Regions from separate parts of the Homo sapiens genome. Here region 2 is linked to region 1. Evidence: read pairs that join two places in POLR2A ChIA-PET (ENCODE). Cell type or tissue: Panc1. All regions are shown on one strand. Each heading gives the region's core, and the rest is flanking DNA. Links, peaks and the distances in the headings are about the cores only.

Evidence for each region. Peaks named below come from ENCODE experiments on the same cell type or tissue, not always from the same donor. Only the 100,000 strongest peaks of a DNase experiment are listed, where the experiment ranks them.
Region 2: POLR2A ChIA-PET joins it to region 1 with 5 read pairs; 2 of 35 experiments call an interaction of 5 or more read pairs at or near these places.

Annotation. Positions count from the first base shown.
Region 1 is chrX:40,943,034-40,948,417 of GRCh38, forward strand. No RefSeq gene overlaps it. Among named protein-coding and RNA genes, the nearest start is that of USP9X, 140 kb to the right of the region's middle. In Panc1, for the core only: no CTCF peak of the experiment used is centred there; a DNase peak (open chromatin) is centred at 2,398.
Region 2 is chrX:41,254,851-41,260,234 of GRCh38, forward strand. No RefSeq gene overlaps it. Among named protein-coding and RNA genes, the nearest start is that of LINC02601, 18 kb to the right of the region's middle. In Panc1, for the core only: no CTCF peak of the experiment used is centred there; no DNase peak of the experiment used is centred there.

The sequences.
Region 1 (5,384 bases), core at 74-5,073:
GCCACTGCACTCCATCCTGGGAGACAGAGCAAGACTCTGTCTCGAAAAATAAATAATAATAATAATAATGGGCAAACATCATGTTGTATACCATAAGTATATACAATTTTTATTTGTCAGCTTAAATATATTAATTAATTAAATAAATAAAAAGAAAATAGGAACCAGACCACCAAGGACTTTGGATTTCCTGTTAGAGTTGCAGTCTATAGCCGAAGGCTTTTAGACAGTGAAGTGATCTGATAAGATCTGTATTTCAGAAATCTTTGGTTACAATAGAAAAGAGAAATTAGATTTTGGAATTAAGAAGCCATGTGTGATGGTATCAGTTGTTTATTGCTATCATAAAGTCATGTAACAACCACAAAATCTCAGTGATAAACAGAGTGTTTATTGCTTACATGTCTGGGGTCAACTGGAGGCCAGCTAAACAACCCTGCTCATCTTGGCTAGGCTCATCCACATCTGGGAGTGCTTGTCTATTGACTGATCTAGACTGCCATTTGCTTGTTCCAGACTGTCTTTTTAAGGATGTTTGTATGGCTAACAAGCTTGGAAGATAGAGGTGGCATCTCCCTCCAGAGTAAAGGGTAAGCATGCTCACCACCTATTATAAAAAATTTAGATTCCCTAACTCTAGTATTTTTCTCCTTTAATGCAATCCACTGTGTGTGCAGACCTTCATCTGAGCACATCCATATCACCATCATCAGACTTGGGGGACACAGGGAACTGATGTAAATGTGCTCATGCTTATACTGCTTGCTGTGTCATGAGTAATGAAATCCTTCGCCTTTGACCCAAGAGTCTCATGTTTTCTGTCCACATCCATGAAACTGTGACAAGTTATCTTATTAGCTTGTAAGTAGGATAAAATCTCAGACCCTTCACAGTTCTTGATGCTGGTCTGCTTCCCCTTCTCAACCATTGGATCTGTGAAGACCTTTCATAGCCATGTTCCCAGCACCAGGCACAGAGCTCAGTATATAACTGGCACTTCAGAAATATTTGTCAGTGAGGCTGGGCGTGGTGACTCACGCCTGTAATCCCAGCACTTTGGGAGGCCGAGGAGGGTGGATCACTTGAGGCCAGGAGTTCGAAACCAACCTGACCAACATGGTGAAACCCCATCTCTACTAAAAATACAAAAAATCAGCCAGGTGTGGTGGCAGGCACCTGTAGCCCCAGCTACTCAGGAGGCTGAGGCATGAGAACTGCTTGAAACCAGGAAGTGGAGGTTGCAGTGAGCCAAGATTGTGCCACTGCACTCCAGCATGGACAACAGAGCAAGACTCTGTCTCAAAAAAGAAAAAAAAAGGAAAGAAAGAAATATTTGTCAATGAATAAATTAATTATTATTTATTTGCTTTTCATTTTCAGTAGATAGGCTTGAAAATACCATTTCATTTGACATGGCCATCAATCTCCTGTCATTGTTACTCTAAATAAGCTTTCCTCTACCTCCTCAGTACTTGTTAAGATAGTGGTGTCCCAGCACTGGGATACTTGGGTATATCCTACTTTTTTTTTTTTTTGAGACGGAGTCTCGCTCTGTCGCCCAGGCTGGAGTACAGTGGCACAATCTCGGCTCACTGCAAGCTCTGCCTCCCGGGTTCACGCCATTCTCCTGCCTCAGCCTCCCGAGTAGCTGGGACTACAGGTGCCCACCACCGCGCCCAGCTAACTTTTTGTATTTTTAGTAGAGATGGGGTTTCACCGTGCTAGCCAGGATGGTCTCGATCTCCCGACCTCATGATTCACCCACCTCGGCCTCCCAGAGTGCTGAGATTACAGGCGTGAGCCACCGCGCCCGGCCCTGGTGTATCCTACTTTTTAAAGCACTCTGGAATGGAGCCCGATACAGGACTTCCTTATATCCAAAACAGCCATATATTGACTCTTGTGGATATTGTTTCTACTTTGCCGAAATTTATTTATATGTGGGCTTTGATTTCTTTATGAAAATTTTTCTCATAGACTTTAGAAAAGAAACTTGTAATGCTTCCATGTATACTTGTCGGTTGGATTCCCAACTATTTGTCAACTGAGCGGGTAAGCCCAGAATGAAGACGGGGGAAAATAAAAATAGGGAACCAACTAACTCAAAAGGAGAGAAATGAATAAATGTCAGGACAACTTGTCCATTCAACTGTATTGTGCAAGGTTTCTGCAGCTGTCTCCTCAGCTGCCAAAGTCTGGGTTAAAGTTCAAAGGGAAAACTCTCCATCCACATATTTTCCAATTTAAAAAAAAGTTAAAGTATTTGAAACTCAAATATTTTTATACATGAAAATCCAGGGGTGAATTTTAATAAAGCCTGTGGGCAGAACAGAAGTAATCCGGCTCTGATTTAAACATCATTAATGTTTAAACTGTATTAATTTTAAAACCTCAGCCCTGGCACACTTCGAAAGCCGGTCTTCCTCCTGCTAACTCTGGCAACAATCTCTGGGCTAAACGTGAGTCATAACTTGTGACACTGCAGACAGCATCTGTGAGGTGGGGTGTTTCACTTCTCACTTCGGCTCATGTTTCCTTGTGCTGATTGGGAAGTAAGGACATAAGAGGAAAGCAAATTGTGGGAATGAGGTTCTCCTAATTTCATTCAAAAGGCTCTAGGCTAGGAAATATTTAAAGATTTTTAAAAAAAGAACAGGTTTTTAAAAGTGAAACAGAGCTTCAATAAGTATTAAAATGCAGTAGATACTTAATGCCATAAAACTGTATACTTAAAAATGGTTCAAATGCTAAATTTTGTTATATATATTTTGCCACAATAAAAATGCAACAAATTAAAACCTATAAAACATGTTTAAATGTTTAAATTCATGGTGATATTTAAAAACTGGCCACCTTGAAAGATGTCAGGGGACCAATTCATCATCTGAAAACGGATAAAAAAGGGAAAAAATAAAACATATATCCTGCTTTTCCTTTAGAAACTGCACCACTAGGTAACCAAATAATAGATCGGGGAAGCATCTCTTTATAAAATTATCCAATTATCCCAACTAATAAATGAAATAAAATGATAGAATTAGATTATAATCATTTTGCAACACTCTATGAATTAATTGATCTAGGCAATGAGAATCAACCGCTGCTAAAATCACAAAAGGAGACACGACCAGACATTACATGTCTCAGAACTCAGCACCACTTATAGTCTTGCAAAAAAGATGGAAATTCAGTCTAATCAAACCTCTGGATCCAAATGACAATTTGCAAGAAAGGCAGGGAGCAGAATACATGTTGAAATGCACCATCAGTGTGTCATCAGCAAAATGCAGATTTTAGGAAACTATAGGTCAAATTGTCTTGTTCTTCAACAAGTAGAGAATAAAGAAAAGAAAGGGTCATAGACGGCCAGGGTGCGGTGGCTCACGCCTGTAATCTCAGCACTTTGGGAGGCTGAGGCTGGTGGATCACCTGAGGTCAGGAGTTCGAGACCAGCCTGACCAATATGGTGAAACCCTGTCTCTACTAAAAATACAAAAATTAGCTAGGCGTGGTGGCATGAACCTGTAGCCCCAGCTACTTGGGAGGCTGAGACAGGAGAATCACTTGAACCAGGGAGGTGGAGGTTGCAGTGAGCCGAGATTGAGCCACTGTACTCCAGCCTGGGCAACGGAGGGAGACCCCATCTCAAAGAAAAAAAAAAGTCATAGAAGAAAACTGTAGATTAAAAGAGATTTAAAAGATGAATCAAGTCCAGGCACGGCGGTTCATGCCAGTAATCCCAGCACTTTGGAAGGCCGAAGTTTGAGACCAGCCTTGACAACATGGAAAAACCCCATCTCCACAAAAAAAATATATATATACACATATATACGTATATATGTATATATACACATATATGAGTGTATATATGTGTATATATATTTATGTATGTATATATATTTATATATGTATATATATATTTATATATATATGCACCTGTAGTCCCAGCTACTTAACTTGGGAGGTTGAAGTGGGAGGATGGCTTGGGCCTGGGAGGCAGAGGTTGCAGTGAGCCAAAGTCGCACCACTGCACTCCAGCCTGGGCAACAGAGCCAGAACCTGTCAAAAAAAAAAAAAAATAGACAAATCAAACTTTTTAATGAGCATGGCACAACTAGAATGTCTAAGGATACACACTTGGGTGATAAAGCTGTAGAGAAGAATAAGGCAATGGTTGCTATAAAAATCAGGATACTGGCCATGGAGGGGCTTCCGGGGTGGCTAGCAAAGTACTACTTCTTGACCTGGATGGTAGTTATGAGGGTGTGCCCTTATAATAATGTGCTATTCTGTACTTTCTTTTTGTATGCTTTTCTGTGTTTTATAATAAAAATGGAGTTCAGCTGGGGCTTCTGGGATGAACTGTAGTCATATGAGTCACCCAGAACTGCTAACTGGACATGAACAGCTGGTCAGAGAGAAGGATGATGAGGGAACTGGTGAGCCCCCAGAGGTTACCTAACGGCCAGGAATTTGCCCAGCTATGTGTGGGCGGGTAAAACCTGAATTGTACCATCAGTTTGTGCCAGGACAGAGTTTTGAATTCCCGGCAGAAATGGATGGGAAAGGGCTCAGAAGTTGTTTTGAGTGTACCACATTTTAGTTCCTGGAATAGTTTAGTTCTTGGGCATTATAGCTCAGGCCAGCCAACTGCCAGCAAAACTTAAGCCTTCAACACTGTGCTGTTAGAGAGCTGCGAGTGAGGAAGTCCTAGCTCCAGAGACCCCATTTCATTACAGATAAATGCTGTAGCATCTTTATCAGCAATTCACAGTGCACTTAAAGCTGTATCAAAGGTTGCAGCCAGGTCTCCTTCCACCAAGAAATCTGGAGAAGGTGAAGACATTATTAAATAAATGATGCCAAAAAGCCTGGATGTAAGTCCCCAAAGAGAAGGCAGCATAAAATGTCAGAGTGGGAGAAACTGTGTGGTCTACCAAAGTAGACAGTACAATAGGTATCTGGTACAATCAGATACCAATACACAGCTATTAGAATCCTAAAATCCAAAGAAAACTGACAATACCAATTGCTGTTGAGAATGAGGAACAACGGTAATTCTCACTCATTGCTGACGGGGATGCAAAAATGGTACAGCCACTTTGAAAGACCATTTGGTCTTTCCTGCAAAGCTAAACATAGTTTTACCATACAATCCAGCAATTGTTCTCATAGGTATTTAACCAGCTAATTTGAAAGTTATGTCCACACAAAAACCTGCACACTAATGTTTATAGCAGCTTTTTTCATAATCACCAAGAACTGGAAGCAATCAAGAGGTGTTTTGATAGGTAAATATATAAACCAACTGTGGTACATCCATACAGTGAACATTATTCAATGATAAAAAGAAATTTGCTATCAAGCCATGCAAAAACATGGAT
Region 2 (5,384 bases), core at 91-5,090, 310 kb after region 1:
CAGCCTCCCAAAGTGCTGGGATTACAGGCGTGACGACCGTGCCTGGCCCTGCCCCCTTTTTTTAAAAAGAAAACAATCCGGCTGAGCGCTGTGGCTCATGCCTGTAATCCCAGCACTTTGGGAGGCCGAGGCGGGCAGATCACCCGAGGTCGGGAGTTCGAGACCAGCCTGATTAACATGGAGAAAGCCCGTCTCTACTAAAAAATACAAAAATTAGCCGGGCGTGGTGGTGCATGCCTGTAATCCCAGCTACTCGGAGGCTGAGGCAGGAGAATCGCTTGAACCCGGGAGGCAGAGGTTGCGGCGAGCCGAGATCGTGCCATTGCGCTCCAGCCTGGGCAACAAGAGCGAACCTCTGTCTCAAAAAAAAAAAAAAAAAAAAAAAAAATCTCATTTCTGTAATCCCAGCACTTTGGGAGGCTGAGGTGGGCGGATCACTTGAAGCCAGGAGTTTGAGACCAGCCTAGCCAACATGGTAAAACCGGTCTCTATTAAAAATACAAACTTAGCCAGGTGCGGTGGCGAGTGCCTGTAATCCCAGGTACTTGGGAGCCTGAGGCAGAAGAATCCCTTGAGCCCAGGAGGCGGGGGCTGCAATGAGCCAAGATCATGCCACTGCCCTCCAGCCTGGGCAACAGAGTGAGACTCTCTCAAAAAACAAACAAAAAACCCTCTCACACACTCATACATACACAGAACTCATGAAGCTTAACCCTCAGAGCCCCTCATTTGCAGAAGACTCTTCGGGGCCTTTAAAATGGGATACGTTTCACATAGAGTTTTCACATATGTTTTCACATATAGTTTTCACATATGTTTTCACATATAGTTTTCACATATAGTTTTCACATATGTTTTCACATATAGTTATTATTGGCCATCCTGGGGTAGGAATGACTTCCAGGAATGATTTGACCTGCCCACCTGGCCTCATGATACTATGCACTATAGCAGCTGGGACTGGGCTGGTGGAGGAGCAGCAAGGTTTGGAATGTACAGAGCCAGACGTTAATCCATGGAAAATTCTTCCAACCATCAAACATGAAAACTTGTAAGCAGATCAAAATGAAAGTTTTTCCTCTTAAGAATATAATCAGGCTATGCGTGGTGGCTTACGCGTGTAATCCCAGCACTTTGGGAGGATGAGGCAGGAGGATCTCTTGAGCTTAGGAGTTTGAGACCAGCCTGGGCAATGTAGGAAGACCCTATCCCTAAAAAAAAAAATTAAAAAATCAGCCAGGTGTGGCGGCGCATACCTGTAGTCCTGGCTACTGGGGAGGCTGAGGTGGGAGGATCACTTGAGCCCAGGAAGTCAAGTCTGCAGTGAGCCATGATTGCACCACTGCACTCCAACCTGGGTGACAGAGTGAGTGAGACCCAGTCTCAAAGAAGAAGAAGAAGAAAAAAAGAAAAAAAAAAATATATATATATTCAATAATGCAGTAATATAATTGCAAACTCACTATATGATGAAAATATTTTTCAAATATTTCTATATATAACCTATAGAAACTATTCTGACATCTGAGAAGTAAATTGTACCAAAATATTTTTTCAGATCATACCAAAAGAGGAAGAGATAAATTTTGAATAGAGGTAATATATGGGCTCTTAGATTATTAAATAATCTACTTAATAAAATAAGTGAAATACATGAACACAGCAGGAAAACATTTACATTTTGTGCAGATTTGACTAAAATACTGTCATTGATAAAGATAACATAAATCTCATAATAGACTAGACCTCTACAGCAAGAATTGGAGGTCAAATTGGTCCATGAGTATTGCCAATTTAGAGTATTTAAGGTTAGTTCCTGAACATGAAACCTTGATATACCCTGAAAACTTACCGCTTTTATATGAAAGAAACTTGATAGAGGTTTTCCCAAATTTGACAACAATCCTAAAAATGTGCACAGAATTATTAATTATGAAAATGTAAAGCTGACATTTTTCTAAACTATCAGTAATGAAAACCAAATTTCTATCAACCATGTTAGAACAAAAACTGAACGATCTAACTATCTTTATTTATTTATTTATTTTTTTTTTTTGAGACGGAGTCTGGCTCCGTCACCCAGGCTGGAGGGCAGTGGCACTGTCTCAGCTCACTGCAACCTCCGCCTCCTGGATTCAAGCGATTCTCCTGCCTCAGCCTCCCGAGTAGCTGGGACTACAGATATGCGCCACCTCCTATGCCCGGCTAATTTTCGTATTATTAGTAGAGATGGGGTTTCACCATGTTGGCTAGGCTGGTCTCAAACTCCTGACCTCAGGTGATCCACCTGCCTCGGCCTCCCAAAGTGCTGGGATTACAGGCGTGAGCCACCACGCCCAGCCAAAAACTGAATTATCTTTCTATCCTCTCCCTAGAAAATATTATAAAGTTGCGGCCACACGAAAAGGTGATCAAAGAGTATGCAGTCAAAAATTACAGGGGGAAAAAGGGCCATTGAGGTTTGTTAAGCAGTTAACAAAACTTTGTTAGTTTTCTGAATTATATGAAATTTGAGGTATTTCTCAGCTTTGAAAACATTGTGAATTGCGTTTTCTTTCTAATTCTAAATAGGCATCCCTTTCCTACCTAATTTTGCATTCACATTTTGTGGTTTTTAAAACATTTTTATTAAAATTTTTTTTTTCTTTTAAATAAAGACGAAATCTTCCTATGTTGCCCAGGCTGGTCTTGAACTCCTGGGCTCAAGCAATCCTCCTGCCTCGGCCTCCCAAAGTGCTGAGATTACAGGCGTGAACCACTGTGCCTGGCCTGTGTTCTTTTTTTTAAAGGGCTTCCCAAAATTGTATAATCTTTAGGGACCACAAAACCTGGGTCCACCCCCATGCATGCATGCACACACGTGCACATGCATGATCGCACATGTGCATGCACCCCAATGCACACATGTACACATATTCCAGAAAATTCATAGAATCACCAAATTATCACAGATTTATTCAAAGCTTGCTCCAAAGAGAATTATTTTTGCTAATTAAGTTAACTTTACTAATTAAACTATTTTTCCCATTGGTTCCCCCAGTACCTTCTGTTCCTTTAGTGTCACCCCCCAAAAAATTGCAGAGGACCGCTTTGGGCCATTATCGCATAATTCTCTCAGACAGAAGGGGTGGTTTTCCTTCCTCTTTCGTCTGTCGGGTATTTTAAGATTGTCATCATCTGTTATGCGAAAAAAAAATCAAACTTTCATTTTTATGTTAATTTCCATGAGCTAAACGTTCATTTTGTTTTACTGACATTTATAGAAACAGGTTTTTTAGAAGTCTGTTACTCAAAGTTAAGTGGATGCAACCTGAAGAGGGGTACCTCGTCCCCTGAAATCTATGATAACATCCTCCTTGGTAGGGAGGCTCTGGTCCCATGATGGGATTTTTGCTGACCTAGAAGAAGAAATATAAGAGGCATACGGGTACGCCAGATGGTGAAAAATAGGTTTACAGCACCAAAATAGTGTTGTTTCTTCTTTATTAAAAACTAGGCTAGTATTGAATGCCAGAAGGCGCGAAATCCAGCACTGAGGAAGAATCTCCACATTTAGCATTCATCTTGGCACGCATGACAAGGCAGGGGACAGTGGGCGCCCCAGCCTGGTGGGGGGCATTGCTGCAGGCTGGCTTCTGCGGCACACAGGATCTGGGAGGTCCGAGGCTGGGAAGGCCAGCTTGGCCCCCGTTCCCCATCCCCACCACCATCAGACTGGAAGTCCGCAGCTCTGTACACTCTGACTCACCGCATCTCCTTCATACTAGATTCTAATGTCCAAGAACCAGGAAGGCTGGAACCTTGACCTCCAAGAAGTCCTAGCTTCTTCAGTGTCATTGTTGGTAACTGCCATCTTTAAAAGTTTCCCCCAGGCTGGACGCGGTGGCCCACGCCGGTAATCATGAGCCACCGCCAGATTGGGAGGCCGAGGTGGGCGGAACACTTGAGATCAGGAGTTTGAACCCCGTCTCTACTAAAAATACAAAAAATTAGCCGGGCGTGGTGGTGGACGCCTGTAATCCCAGCTACTCGGGAGGCCGAGGCAGGAGAATTGCTTGAACCCGGGAGGCAGAGGTTGCAGTGAGCGGAGATCGAGTCACTGCATTCCAGCCTGGGTGACAGAGCGAGACACCGTCTCGAAAAAATAAAATTTCCCTCAAACCATTAGCAACCAGTCTCCTTCGAGCTCTCCAATTGAGAAACTAGAATTCAAGAGGGTTAGGCTCTTCGCCAGCAAAATCCTTATCACCTGCGTCATCCCTCTCTGAGTCGGGTAGCTTTTGCTGCAAAACCGACCCCCACAAAGCTTAGGGCCTTAAAACACCAACATTTTGTTGTTGTTGTTGTTGAGACAGGGTCTTGCTCTGTCACCCAGGCTGGAGTGCAGTGGCACGATCACAGCTCCCTGAAGCCTTGACCTCCTGGGCTGAATCGATCCTCCCACCTCAGCCTCCTGAGTAGCTGGGACTACAGGCACACACCACCGCGCCCAGCTAATTTTTTAATTTTTTTGTAGAGACAGGGTCTCCCTATGTTGCCCAGGTTGGTCTTGAACTCCTGGGCTCAAGCGGTCCCCCCACCTCGGTCTTCCAAGTAGCTAGGACCACAGACATGGCCAGCTAATTTTTTGATTTTTTGTAGAGATGGGGTCTTACTGTGTTACCCAGGCTGGTCTTGAACTCCTGGGCTCAAGCGATCCTTCTGCCTCCGCCTCTCAAAGTGCTGGGATTATAGGCATGAAGCCAAAACACCAACTGTTGATTTAGCTTTTGCTGCTGCCGGCTGGCAATCTGGGCTGAGCTCAGCTGATACACATGGCTCCCACCTGCATCTGCCAGACTGGCTGCGGATGGGCTGGTCTGGAGTGACCTCAGCTGGTCGGATCGTCGTTCGTCTGCCTGGTCCTGCATCCCCAGCAGGCTAGCCCACGTTTGTTCATAGGGAGGCGGCGGGGTTCCAGGAGAGTGAACAGAAATCGCAGAAATGCTCAAGGTCTCTTGCCATTGAGGCCTGGAGCAGGCACAATGTGAAGTATTCAACCGGTCAAAGCAAGTCCCAAGGCCAGCCCAGGCTCAAGGCCTGCACCTCTTGATTCAAAGAGCTACCCTGCATTGAGAAGGAGTGGGGGCACAGGAAGGGTAATTATTGTAAATAATGCATTGTAAATATTGTATTTTTTCTTTAAAAAGATTTTTTTTTTTTGAGACGAAGTCTTTCTGTCACCAGGCTGGAGTGCAGTGGCACAATCTTGGCTCACTGCAACCTCCGCCTCCTGGCTTCAAGCAATTCTCCTGCCTCAGCCTCCTGAGTAGCTGGGACTACAGGCGCATGCCACCATGCCCAGCTAATTTTTGTATTTTTAGTAGAGATGGGGTTTTACCATG